Linked DNA regions of Mus musculus: region 2 is linked to region 1. A link is a loop called in an ENCODE intact Hi-C map of the cell type or tissue named here. Cell type or tissue: heart. All regions are shown on one strand. Each heading gives the region's core, and the rest is flanking DNA. Links, peaks and the distances in the headings are about the cores only.

Evidence for each region. Peaks named below come from ENCODE experiments on the same cell type or tissue, not always from the same donor. Only the 100,000 strongest peaks of a DNase experiment are listed, where the experiment ranks them.
Region 2: a loop joins it to region 1, with 2.8 times the contacts of the local background. A loop is called at or near these places in 9 of 42 quality-filtered maps.

The regions. Positions count from the first base shown.
Region 1 is chr11:88,715,708-88,721,080 of GRCm38, reverse strand. Msi2 (musashi RNA-binding protein 2) reads left to right here and starts at 2,852. Exons shown (of 14, transcript NM_054043.3): 1 at 2,852-3,052; 2 at 3,336-3,376; 3 at 3,710-3,791; 4 at 4,487-4,571. The coding sequence starts at 2,991. It overlaps C030037D09Rik (RIKEN cDNA C030037D09 gene), which reads right to left and starts at 2,438. Exons shown (of 4, transcript NR_038058.1): 1 at 2,064-2,438; 2 at 509-675. In heart, for the core only: no CTCF peak of the experiment used is centred there; DNase peaks (open chromatin) are centred at 2,600 and 4,870; H3K4me3 peaks cover 4,279 bases; H3K27ac peaks cover 4,682 bases.
Region 2 is chr11:88,620,460-88,625,832 of GRCm38, reverse strand. All of the region lies in intron 5 of Msi2 (musashi RNA-binding protein 2), which reads left to right. 0610039H22Rik (RIKEN cDNA 0610039H22 gene) reads right to left here. Exons shown (of 3, transcript NR_131025.1): 2 at 4,569-4,661; 3 at 2,407-2,523. Among named protein-coding and RNA genes, the nearest start is that of 0610039H22Rik, 3.9 kb to the right of the region's middle. In heart, for the core only: no CTCF peak of the experiment used is centred there; a DNase peak (open chromatin) is centred at 3,405; H3K4me3 peaks cover 307 bases; H3K27ac peaks cover 3,708 bases.

The DNA of each region.
Region 1 (5,373 bases), core at 165-5,164:
GCTTTGGACAATGAAACTGTCCCACATGTTTATCTTGATGGTCACCCTACAATCTGTACATCGGTCAAATCTCAGAACCAGGGAGCAGGGGAAGAAGGCCTGTAGCAGAGTGTTGCCACCTAGGTATGTGGTGAGTGCAGTGAGATGGGACAAGCAAAACAACCTCCTGAAGGCTGGGTGTGTGGCTCAGTTGGTGGAAGCTTCCCTGCGACACTGGGAGCCTAGGGGTTGATCTCCAGCACTGCAAACCTGGCACGGTGGCCCCAAGCTACAATTGCAACAGCAGAGGCAAGAATGTCAGAAGTTCAAGGCCGTGATCCTCCGCAATCTATGGAGTTCACCATCAGCCTGGGCCGCATGAGACACCATCTCAACAAAACAACACAATCTGCGAAGGAAAAATAAAACTTGGTGGTGGTGGTGGTGTGGCCAGTGTCAGGATGCTCTCTCCAGTTCAAGGCCTGTCTGGGTTCTTGCATTGCAAGACTCCAACTCCAACAATACCAACCTTAAGAAAAACAGTGCAGTGACGTAGTAGCCTTCTCCTTTAGTCCTTTATCAGTCTCTGGCTTGGACACTGCAGTGCTCGGGGCCCCGCCCCATCAGGTCTCCTCCCAGCTCACCACTTAACAGTTTGTTCAAGTCTCCATCAGGAAGGTAGCCACTGACTTCTGCCTATCGAGGAACAACAAACAGCACACTACAGAGTCAAAGGGCACTGAACCATGGCCAGAGCCCCTTTTAGGTATTAACTGGTTGGGGTGGGAAGGCGGCCTGACAGCCTGGCACCTTTGGGACTCCCATATTCAAGGAAGGAGCCGGGTAAAGAAAGGCCTTTCTAGCTCTGATGATCTGTGGTTCTGCGGTAAAAATCCAAAATATAATCCAATTAGCTGTGTTGCCTGTACTTTGTGATTGAGAATAATCGCAAAAAAACAATTACCATCATAAAAACATGCAGCTCTTTAACACATGGGAACCCAGATGATTCAAAAATCAGTTTGTTTGGAGTGTTGGGAAACAGCAGGGTTTGTGGTCTGAAGTCTTATGAAGTGCCTTCTAAAAATCATATTCACAATTTATAATAAACACAGTCCATGTAAGTACACAATTTTAAAAAGGGACTTTGACATTGTTACATTGTTCACTACAAATGCTCCGCCCATCCATGCTGTCAGAGAGGCACTACCCCAGTTTAGGGGACAGAGAGATTGACAGTCTGACCACTCAAAAGCTTTGGCTGTGTTGAGATTTTTCCAAATGTCTCCAAACCCACAATGGACACGGCATAGTTTTGGTGATGAGTGAATTCCATTGTCTCCTAATCCTATGAAAATTAATGGGAAAGTGTTAATTGTGCATCAATGCATGCTTAACATTAACCCAGGGATTTGATGAACCACAACTTTATGTTGCCCCTCATGCCATATTAACTTGGTTTATTGTAATAATTTAAAACAATAAGGATAATTGTATCCGTACTGTTTTAAATACTCCATAAATTGAATACAGCCTGAATCTGGCCAGCCTGGAATACGAAGTGTGCGATTCCCCCGGGAAGCTACAGTCACCAATCCTTTGGAGTTTACACTTTGCCAGGGGAGAAAGGGAACTTTTACCAAACACCTACTAAGTGTCAGAATCTGTGAGGCTCCTAGTTCCAAAAACTAGGGGTAAGGTGCTTTGTTATCTCCAAGACCTACCGCAGGTCTTGGGAGATAGAGAGCCATTTCACTCCTGGCGCTTACACTCTTTACAGAGGAAGCCCTAGTAACTTTAAACATAAATAAATTAGATAACGGATGAATGGTCGAGGGATTTTCTGAAATAAGCACCTATCTTAACCACCCTCGGGATACTCCCAAACTGCTACTCAATCTCCATGAACATTTGCTTTGAACCCCAATCATTTGACCTTGACCCCTACAAGCCCACTTTATTATATTTTCAAATCGCGGTCTGAGTAAGGCGCAAGCCCTGTCTGGTTGCTTCCTCGCCCCCTGTTATCTATCGCGTCAGTTTCTCAAAGTTCCGAAATAACCTTCGCGGGCACGGCTCCGTACCTCTGGCGGGGAAGGGCGGGGAGCCGTGCAGGACGTGCCAGTGTGGAGCGGGAGCCAGAGAACTTGCCGCGCGAAGGGAAAATAAAACTTGTGGCTGGTGTTCGTGCAGGAGGGTCTCCTCCATCCGCAAGCCCCCCAGATCCCGGGGTTCTCGAGGACTGCCCTGGGAGCGCAGGGTGTGGGTGTGCTCCCGGCGTCCTTGACCTAAATTTCCGCGCGGTGGCTGGAAACGGGGGCACAGAGGCAGGGAGGGCGGCGGGTGCCACCTCCGAATCGGGCGCAGGGCCCCAGGAACTTGAATGAATAGTCCGAACTAGGGGGGCCCGGGGGCGCTGCCGCCTCCCGGCCCAGCGAACAGCCCGGGCCGAGCTCCCCGCGCCTCCCCCTCCCCCACACCCAGCCCATGTGATCTGAGCCGACTCGGGGTGCGCTTCCCGTCTCCCCGCCTGCTTGGCGTGGCCAACCCCCCCACTCGAGTCGCGGGGCTCGCGCGCCGCCCCTGATGGGTCCCGCTGCCGCGGGGGGCCGAGCGTGTGCGCGCGCGGACAGGCGGGGGACCGAACGGGGTGCGTGACGTCACCGCATTGGTTACACGACGTTCTAGAACTCCGCCCCACGTGCGCGGGGAGGAGGGGGAGGAGGAGGAGGAGATGGGGGTGGGGAGGAGGAGGGGGAGAGGTGGGGATGGGCCGGGGGGGCGGGGACGGGGGGTGTGCGAGGCGGCGGGGCTGAGCTGAGCCGAGCCCACGTGTGACGGGCTCTCGCCGCTGGCCCGGCTCGGCGCTCGCGGAGCTTCGCAGCCGCCGGGCGGGGGGAGGAGGCGGGGGAGGAGGGACGGAGATCTGGGGCTCGGAGCCGGCCGCCGCTGCGCTCCGCTTCGCTGTGGGGCTCGGTGTGTCGGGGGTGGGGGGGCGGGGGGGCTCCGCTATGGAGGCAAATGGGAGCCCAGGCACCTCGGGCAGCGCCAACGACTCCCAGCACGACCCCGGGTAAGTTTCCAGCCGCTGCCCACCGCGCCGCCGCGGGCTCGTTCGGGGCTGTGCGGGCGACGGTGCGGAGCGGGGCATTCGCGCGCCCCCCGCGCCCCCGCGCGCACCCTTGGGGCACTCGCGCACCTTGGGGTGGCGTGGGGCCGCCACCTTCTCCCCCAGCCCACCTCCAGGCTCGCGCTCGCCCGCTCCCCCCCAGCTTTCCTTTTAGCTTTTGTAAGTTACACGTCAAAATGGCCGATCTGACATCGGTGCTCACTTCGGTTATGTTTTCTCCCTCTAGTAAAATGTTTATCGGTGGACTGAGCTGGCAGACCTCACCAGGTAAGGGAGGGAGGGGGGGACGCCTGGGTCCCCCCCTTCTTGGCTTCTTTATTGCTCTTTGTTATCCCAGTGTAAGAGCCCCCCCACCCCGCCATTGGCTCCCCACTTCTCCTGTGCAAGGTTATTTTTTTAAATAGCAAATCCTTTCCGAGCCCTCTACGCGACCTCTGTTGCTGAATTTCCCCCTCGTGTGCAAAAATATTGCAAAAACAAAACAGAATAACAACAGAAAACTACTTTTGCTTTTTGTCCTTGATCAAAAAATTGCATTGCTCCCCCCTCCACACCTTCTCCCACCCCCCCATCTCTCTCTCTCTCCCTCTCTCTCTACAGATAGCCTTAGAGACTATTTTAGCAAATTTGGAGAAATTAGAGAATGTATGGTCATGAGAGATCCCACAACGAAACGCTCCAGGTAACGCATTCCCTTCTCGATTTTGCCTTTATTTTAGAACAAAGTTTTAGTTTTATTTTTGGAGGTGTCTTCGGAAGTAGCTAAGCGGATTTAGAATGGGGCTCAGGCGCGTGGCTGGTTGGAACGTCGCTCCCCCCCCCCATAACCCCAAAGGTTATTGTTAATTAGGGCCGAACTCTGGATTCAGAGACGCCCATCTCTCCCGCTTGAAGTCATTTTCCTGTCGCTTCTTGTTCTCTTGTTTAAAATGACATTCAGTTCACCCACTTTCCACATAGTTTTTTTTTTTTTTTTAATTTAAAAATTTGAATGTATGCCTTCTGCACACTCCCAAACTCTGAAGTCCCCTCTTTGGGAGGTGAATGAATATCTTAGTGTCCGTTTTCCTTCGGAATAAAACAAAGCCTTAAGAAAGGGAAGAGGAGGAGAGGAAACTGAGGCGGCCAGAGTGGAGACACCAGCATTTTCCAAGTTACCTCCAGCCGCCCTGCCCCCTCGTCCCGCTTCCCCCACTAACCTTGGTATTTTTACCTCTTGAGGCAGAGGGCTGTGGGTTAGAGGAGAATAGAGGGAGCTGGTGGGGATGGGGGGTGCGTGGGGGCAACATTCGCATCCTAGTCTACATATAGGGTCTCCTTGTTGCGCTCAGTAGTGTCACATTTTGTTTGTTTTTCTCCCTCTTTGTCTCCTTCCAGAGGCTTCGGTTTCGTCACCTTCGCAGACCCAGCAAGTGTAGATAAAGTATTAGGTCAGCCCCACCATGAGTTAGATTCCAAGACGGTAGGTTGCTTTTTTTTTTTTTTTCTAAATAGTTGTTGTTTGCCCCTTTTCAGTACCGGTCTGGGCATTGACAGCCCTGTTTAAAGGGACAGCGCCTTCTTTTGCTTCTGTGCTAGAACTGGGTACTTTTAAACAGCTAGCGAGTTGGCTCAGAAGTTTGCTGCGGTGGCTGGTTTTGGGGGTTTCCTTTTTAGTGTCTGTCCCATTGCAGCTTCAGACGCTGCCAAGCCAAGGTTGGGGGGAGGGGGGTCGGCTCCCTGAGAGGGCAGCCTCCCGCCAAGGGACCTTGCAAAGAAACTCCAATGCAGAGTAAATGGAACTTTCTTTGTCAGCCGAGCACAGCCTGTGGCATTGGGATTGGCTTGTAGAAGGAAGGCACAGCCTGCTTCCTGGCGGAGGAGGCAGGGGTGGGGCCAATGGGAGGGGGCGCTCATCTTAGGTCCAGGCAACAGGTTTCACTGGGACTCCTAGTGATTTGAGCTGTGGTTTGAGAAAGGAAGAGAGATACAGGCAGAGGCAATTGGGCATCCAGTGGGTTTACTCCAGATGGCAAATTGAAAGCTGATAAACCTTGGATTTCAAAGTGAATCTCCCCCCCCCCCCTTTCTCAGGTCTTTCATTTGTGTGTGGGTACTTTTACAGCATTTGAAGTTTTTAAAATTCAGAGTTTAGAGGCGAAAGTCCTTACGTGGAGGTCAGAGAGAATAAGGGGCGGGGGGGGGGGGATGTCAGTCTGGAATAATAAATGCAATGATGGGGAGTTCCCTATGGTTTGCTTAGCTCCTGGGCTGGCTTCCTGCCT
Region 2 (5,373 bases), core at 302-5,301, 95 kb after region 1:
AATATGTCTCAGATGTCAGGATAACTAGCCCCCTAGAAGGGTGTATGCCCCGGTGGCTCTAGTCTTGGCTTTGGGGAGTTAGCAAGTCTTATAATCTGTACCTGGGCTGGGGCTGGGGCAGGGGCGGGGGCCTGGGGGCGGGGGCCTGGGGGCGGGGGCCTGGGGGCTGGGGTGTGGTCCACGGCATCACCTGCATCCCAGTGGAGCTAAGAACTCTGAGAGCAAAGGAACCAACCAGCTCAGGCCAGTTCCATTTCTCTTTAAGTTTGTTCTGGGACGGGGACAGGTTGAAGGGTTGTGGTGTTGCTTGTGTTTTGAGGAGCAAAAGGCTTCATCCTCCAAATCAGGATCTTACGGTATTCTTAGGATGAAAACTCCCCTAAACCCCACGTCTGGAAGTGGGGGAGTGAATCGGGTGTCTCTGGCTCCTTGGCCCACCGGGGAAATGAGTATCGGGTCCAATTCCGTTCGCCCTGTGGGTTTCTGGCTCCTTAGCGGCTGTTGTAATGAGCCATTGACTCTTGCAACGGCATTTCCTGCGCGTTTTATTTTATAGTTCTGAAGTTTTAGTCCATAAATCTTTTGAACTTGAGGTTTTAAGTTGGAGGAGCCATGCGGTTAGAGGTGGGTGGGAGAGTGCCAAGTTTATTTTTCACAGGCGTTCACAGGGCCTGGACCCTTCAGCCCCTTCTTCTCTCTCTTTATATGCTACGGCTTGCACTGAATTATTTATCTTCGTATTCATAGAATATCTCCATATTCATAGAATATTTGGGTTCAGAATGGGCCTGGAAATGGCAGTGCTCAGCCCAAGAATAGAGATCGTAATGGGAAAGTTTCTGTTTAAATAACGAGAGCTGCTGGTCTGGGGTGGAGGCCGGTAAAACACCGAGGTGAATGAGGCTCTGGCTGTGGTCCTCAACAGAAGTTAAAGCCCTGTCCCTCCTCCCAAAACAGGCCTGGAGGTGGAGCTCAATGCTCAAGGTGGTGCTTGCCTAGGAGGCACAATGTCCTGGGTCCCAATCCCAGCGGGACATCAACTCATGCCTGTGATCTCAGAACTCAGGAGGTAGAGACCGGAGGGTCACAAGTTCAAGGTCACTTTATAGTACTCAAGGTCACTTTAAGCTACATAGTGAGTTTGAGGCTGGGATGCAAGGGGTTCATGAGTTTGAGGCTGGGATGCAAGAGGTTCTATCTTAAAGAAAAATAGGGGCTGGAGAGGTGGCTCAGCAGTTAAGGACACTGGCTGTTTTTGCAGAGGACCAAGATTCAATTCTCAGCACCTACATGGTGGCTCACAAACCTGTGTAAGTCCAGTCTTATGCTTTCTTCTGACCTCCATAGGCACTGGGCACACATGTGATGCACCTACATACAGGCAGGCAAAACCCTCACACATGTAAAATAAAATAAATCCCAGAAAACTGAAAACTAAAAAAGAATAAAGCTGTTGGAATGCATCTTGATGTTGGTGGGAATATAAATGGCGCAGCCATGGTGTTTTCTCAATAATTGGACATAGAGATGTTATATGACATGTATGTGCTATGTGTTCACGCACACACACACCATATTAAGAAGGCAGGAACTTGAATAGGTATCTGAACACCCGTGATCACTATTACAGTATTGCTTGTAGTAGTCACAGGTAGAAACCAGGTAATATCCATCAACTAATGGAAAAGTAAACCAAACATATAGGATGGAGTATTGTCGAAGCATCCAGAAGAATCCTGCAGAGTGTGCTAAGTACAAGGAACCAAGATTGTATGGTTGCCCTCCTATCAGATTTCTAAAGGAAACTTGGGTCTGTGGAGACAGGAAGTGAGAGAGTGGTCCGCTGTTATATTATTTTGTCACCAAAAACATTATAAGCGAAGGCTACAGGAGAGTCCTGGGTAGGTCTTGGCTGTACCTAAAGCTGGACCCTGCACCGTGGGCGGGGCCTGGAGGCTCCCCCACCTGGTGCTGATCTGCAGTTCCCTTTCCAGGGTCAGGAGCAGAGGCCACTTGACGCTTGCCTTCTGTTGGCTTATATGCTCATTTATTTGGTTCTATTTTAAGTCACCTCTCCCTGCACTTGCTAACTGAGACTGAATTTTGTTAACTCAGTGAGACATAATAAAAAGAACAGAAAGATCTCACGGAGGTGGTACAGGTAGGCCTAAGGTTGGGCTGACTGAGTCCAGAGACAGTGCCCATTCCTACAGCAGAGGAACTGAGTCCTTCGGGTGAAGGTTCAGAAAAGACAAGGCTTTTAAAAAAGAAAAAAAAAAGACAAAACAAAAAATCAAGGAAAATACATATTTCCCCCTGCTCTGGAAACAGGCTTGGCTCCGCCACAGCAGGTGGCCGAGGGACCCAATGTGGGGAAGGAAGACATCAGGCTTGCCGTGGTGCAATCAGAGTTAAGTGCAGAAATTTAATTAAACAGCATCAAGGACAGCAGAAACTTCGTGAAGCCGCAGTGCGTTGTCAGATTCAACAGTTATTCCAAGGAGCACAATCCACAGATGGTGTCTAATTGATAAATTAAAAGTTAGGCTTCTCTAATGGCTTTGCATTTAAGCCCAGTTTCCCACCCGTGCGCTGACCGCCACTTCTGTGAAGCCCCCTTCCCCTCTCTATCCTCCAGGCCACAAGGGGGAAAAAAAAACCCAAATAACTGAAACCATGAAGTTCCCCTCGTCAGCCCCTAAAAAGCCAGCATCTGCTGGGTCCTTGGATTTGAGTGCCACACCCCCCTCCGTCCTTCAAGCCCGGAGCCCCCACTTGGGGTGGTCTTGTGCTAACAACCGAACAGTGGGGACACTTGGGTCCTGTATGTGCTTTGTGTTCTGTCAACCTGGATCTGTTGCTCAGATCTGCCTAGGCCATTTATCTTCCACAGCTCCTCCTCTGTCCCTCCATTGTCGTCCCCACCTCCCAACACCCCCACCCAATCCCCCACCCGTTCTTTTTTTAGCATTGTTGGCTTTCATCCGTCAGAGCACTAGATTTTTTTTTTTTTTTTTTTTTTTTGGTACAAAACAAAAGCCTCAGTTTATTAAAACAAAAACAGTTTACAAAAATCCAGCCCAGAGCCCGTCTGTTTTTCAGGCCTTGTAGCACTTCCTGTCTGTCAGCAGTTGATATCCAGAGAACTGACTTTTCATTTTAACAGAAAACATTTGCTGTTTGCAAGGATCCGGTTATATTCAGAGATACCAATCCTCTATTGAGACTCAAGGGCACATACACAAACACACCCTTGAAGGTCAGCAGATGGGGAAACTGAGGCATGCGGTTCTGGGGAGTTCCCTCGGGGCATAGTCTGTGAACTGTGGGTATTCATTCATCTTAGCTAGTGTCCGTGGACACTTACTGTGCTCTTGGGATGCTCAGGGGACCTTGGAAAGGGGGAGGGGAAGTCACATGGAGCACCGGGACTATGGGGACAGATATCACAGATGCCACAGGTAGGTACCCGGGTGGTACCTCCTGGCACAGGTACTCTGGGACACTGGTTCACAACCTTCCTACCGCTGCAACTTTTTAATACAGTTCCCAGTGTTGTGGTGACACCACCCCCACATAAATTATTTTTGTTGCTACATCATAACTGTAAATTTGCTACTGTTATGAATTTTGTTTTCCAGTGGTCTTAGGTGAAAGAATTACTTTATCTCCAAAGCCGTGATCATGACCCATGGGTTGAAAACTGCTGTTCTAGAGGGAGAGTGGGGTGGTCTCAAAGCCAGACCCAGTCGCATCTGTGAGTGCAACAGGAAGGCATACCTCAGCATGAATGTGGAGGAGCCTCTCTAGGACAGCAGCACCTGTTGGCAGGCTCAAAGTCTAGGAGAGTCAAGGGCAGGGCAGGGGGAGAAAGCTGCAATGTCATCCTAGCAGATTGCATTCTTTTGAGCACTTCTTGCTCCTCTGGTGTTGGGAGCTTCTTATCCTCTCTTGTTTCTTTGCTTTATTCCTGTATATGTATCCGAATCCTTTTTCTTCCCTGATGTTGAAGATAAAACCCAGGGTTCTGCACACGCAAGACTAGGCCTCTGCTACTGAACTGTGGCCCAGCCATGTCACAGCCCCCTGTGTACTGTGTGCCTGGCGCGTTGAAGCGTCTCAGATGCTGACTGAGTGAAGAGACTCTCCCTGTGATGGATACTATCTATCCTGACTGACCTTAGAGTCAGGCCTGTGGTTCTGATGGCTTCCAGTTTTATTCTGGAGTCTCTCTGACTCCTCTCCGTTCCTCACTGTCCTATGAAGGGATCACGTATGTGCAGCAGCCGTTAGGATGCTATAAAGCATGCTGTTGGGGGTTGTAAATAACAATCCCGATCTCTGTTTAGACTCAGTTGCTGTTTCTGTCTTTTAGAGGAGAGGAGAAATAAAACTTAGCTCACTCTACCTCTCCATGTAATAGTTAATAGCATAGGACCTGTTAGGTGTTGTACCTCCATTGGTGCTTATATGTGTGTTGGGTACACGCGTGTTTGTCCGTGTGTGGAAGCCCGAGGGTGTGTTTGCTTAGACACTCTTCACCTTTTTATTGAGGCAGGGTCACTTACTGGTTTGGAACTAGCCAGAGTGTCTGAGCTCCAGGGATCCACCCACCTCTGCCTTCCAATTCTGGGATTACAGTCATGAGCCATCACTCCTAACTTAAAAAAAAAAAAAGCAAATAAATAAAATAAAAAGCTAAATGACAACAATTAAAAAAAACCCCACAGGTTTTGAGGATAGAATTCTTGTGCTTGTAAGACAAGTACTTTACCAACTAAGTTCTTCTCCCTGCCCTAATTAACAATAATAATAACAACAATAATTATTGTTTTGAGATAAGGTCTCTCTATATTTATTCCAGGCTGGCTTTGAACTTGTGACCCTCCTGCCTTAGCCTCTGGAAGGATGAGATTAAGGGAGTATGTTAGTGTATCCTGGTAGGGCCAAGTTTAAAACAGAAGGTTTTCTTTGTACCATGGAACCTTGGCTTGGTCTTTGCTCCATATCATGCTGTCTCAGAGCAAGAATACGGAGGTGATGGGGAGCAAGGATTAGATCATATCTATTTGTTTACTTGCTGCCAAAGAGGAACTGTGAGGATGCTGTGGCAGAACCTGGCCTAATTGCCTGTTGTTTCTTTTTTGCCATGGTGTGGGTGGCTTTTGAAATTCCCTGTAGTTTATGGAGGCGAGCCTGTGCCTTGCGGATGCCAGATGATGTAGCCGAATGGCTGTCGGCTGTTTATTTGCTAGTCTGTCGTTCTCAACACAGCATTCTTGAGTTCGGGAGGCCCTACACTGTTTGATGTCCCCTCCTCCTCCACCTCTAAATATAACCAGCCAGTCAATCAGTCTTGGCAGCCGTCGGGGC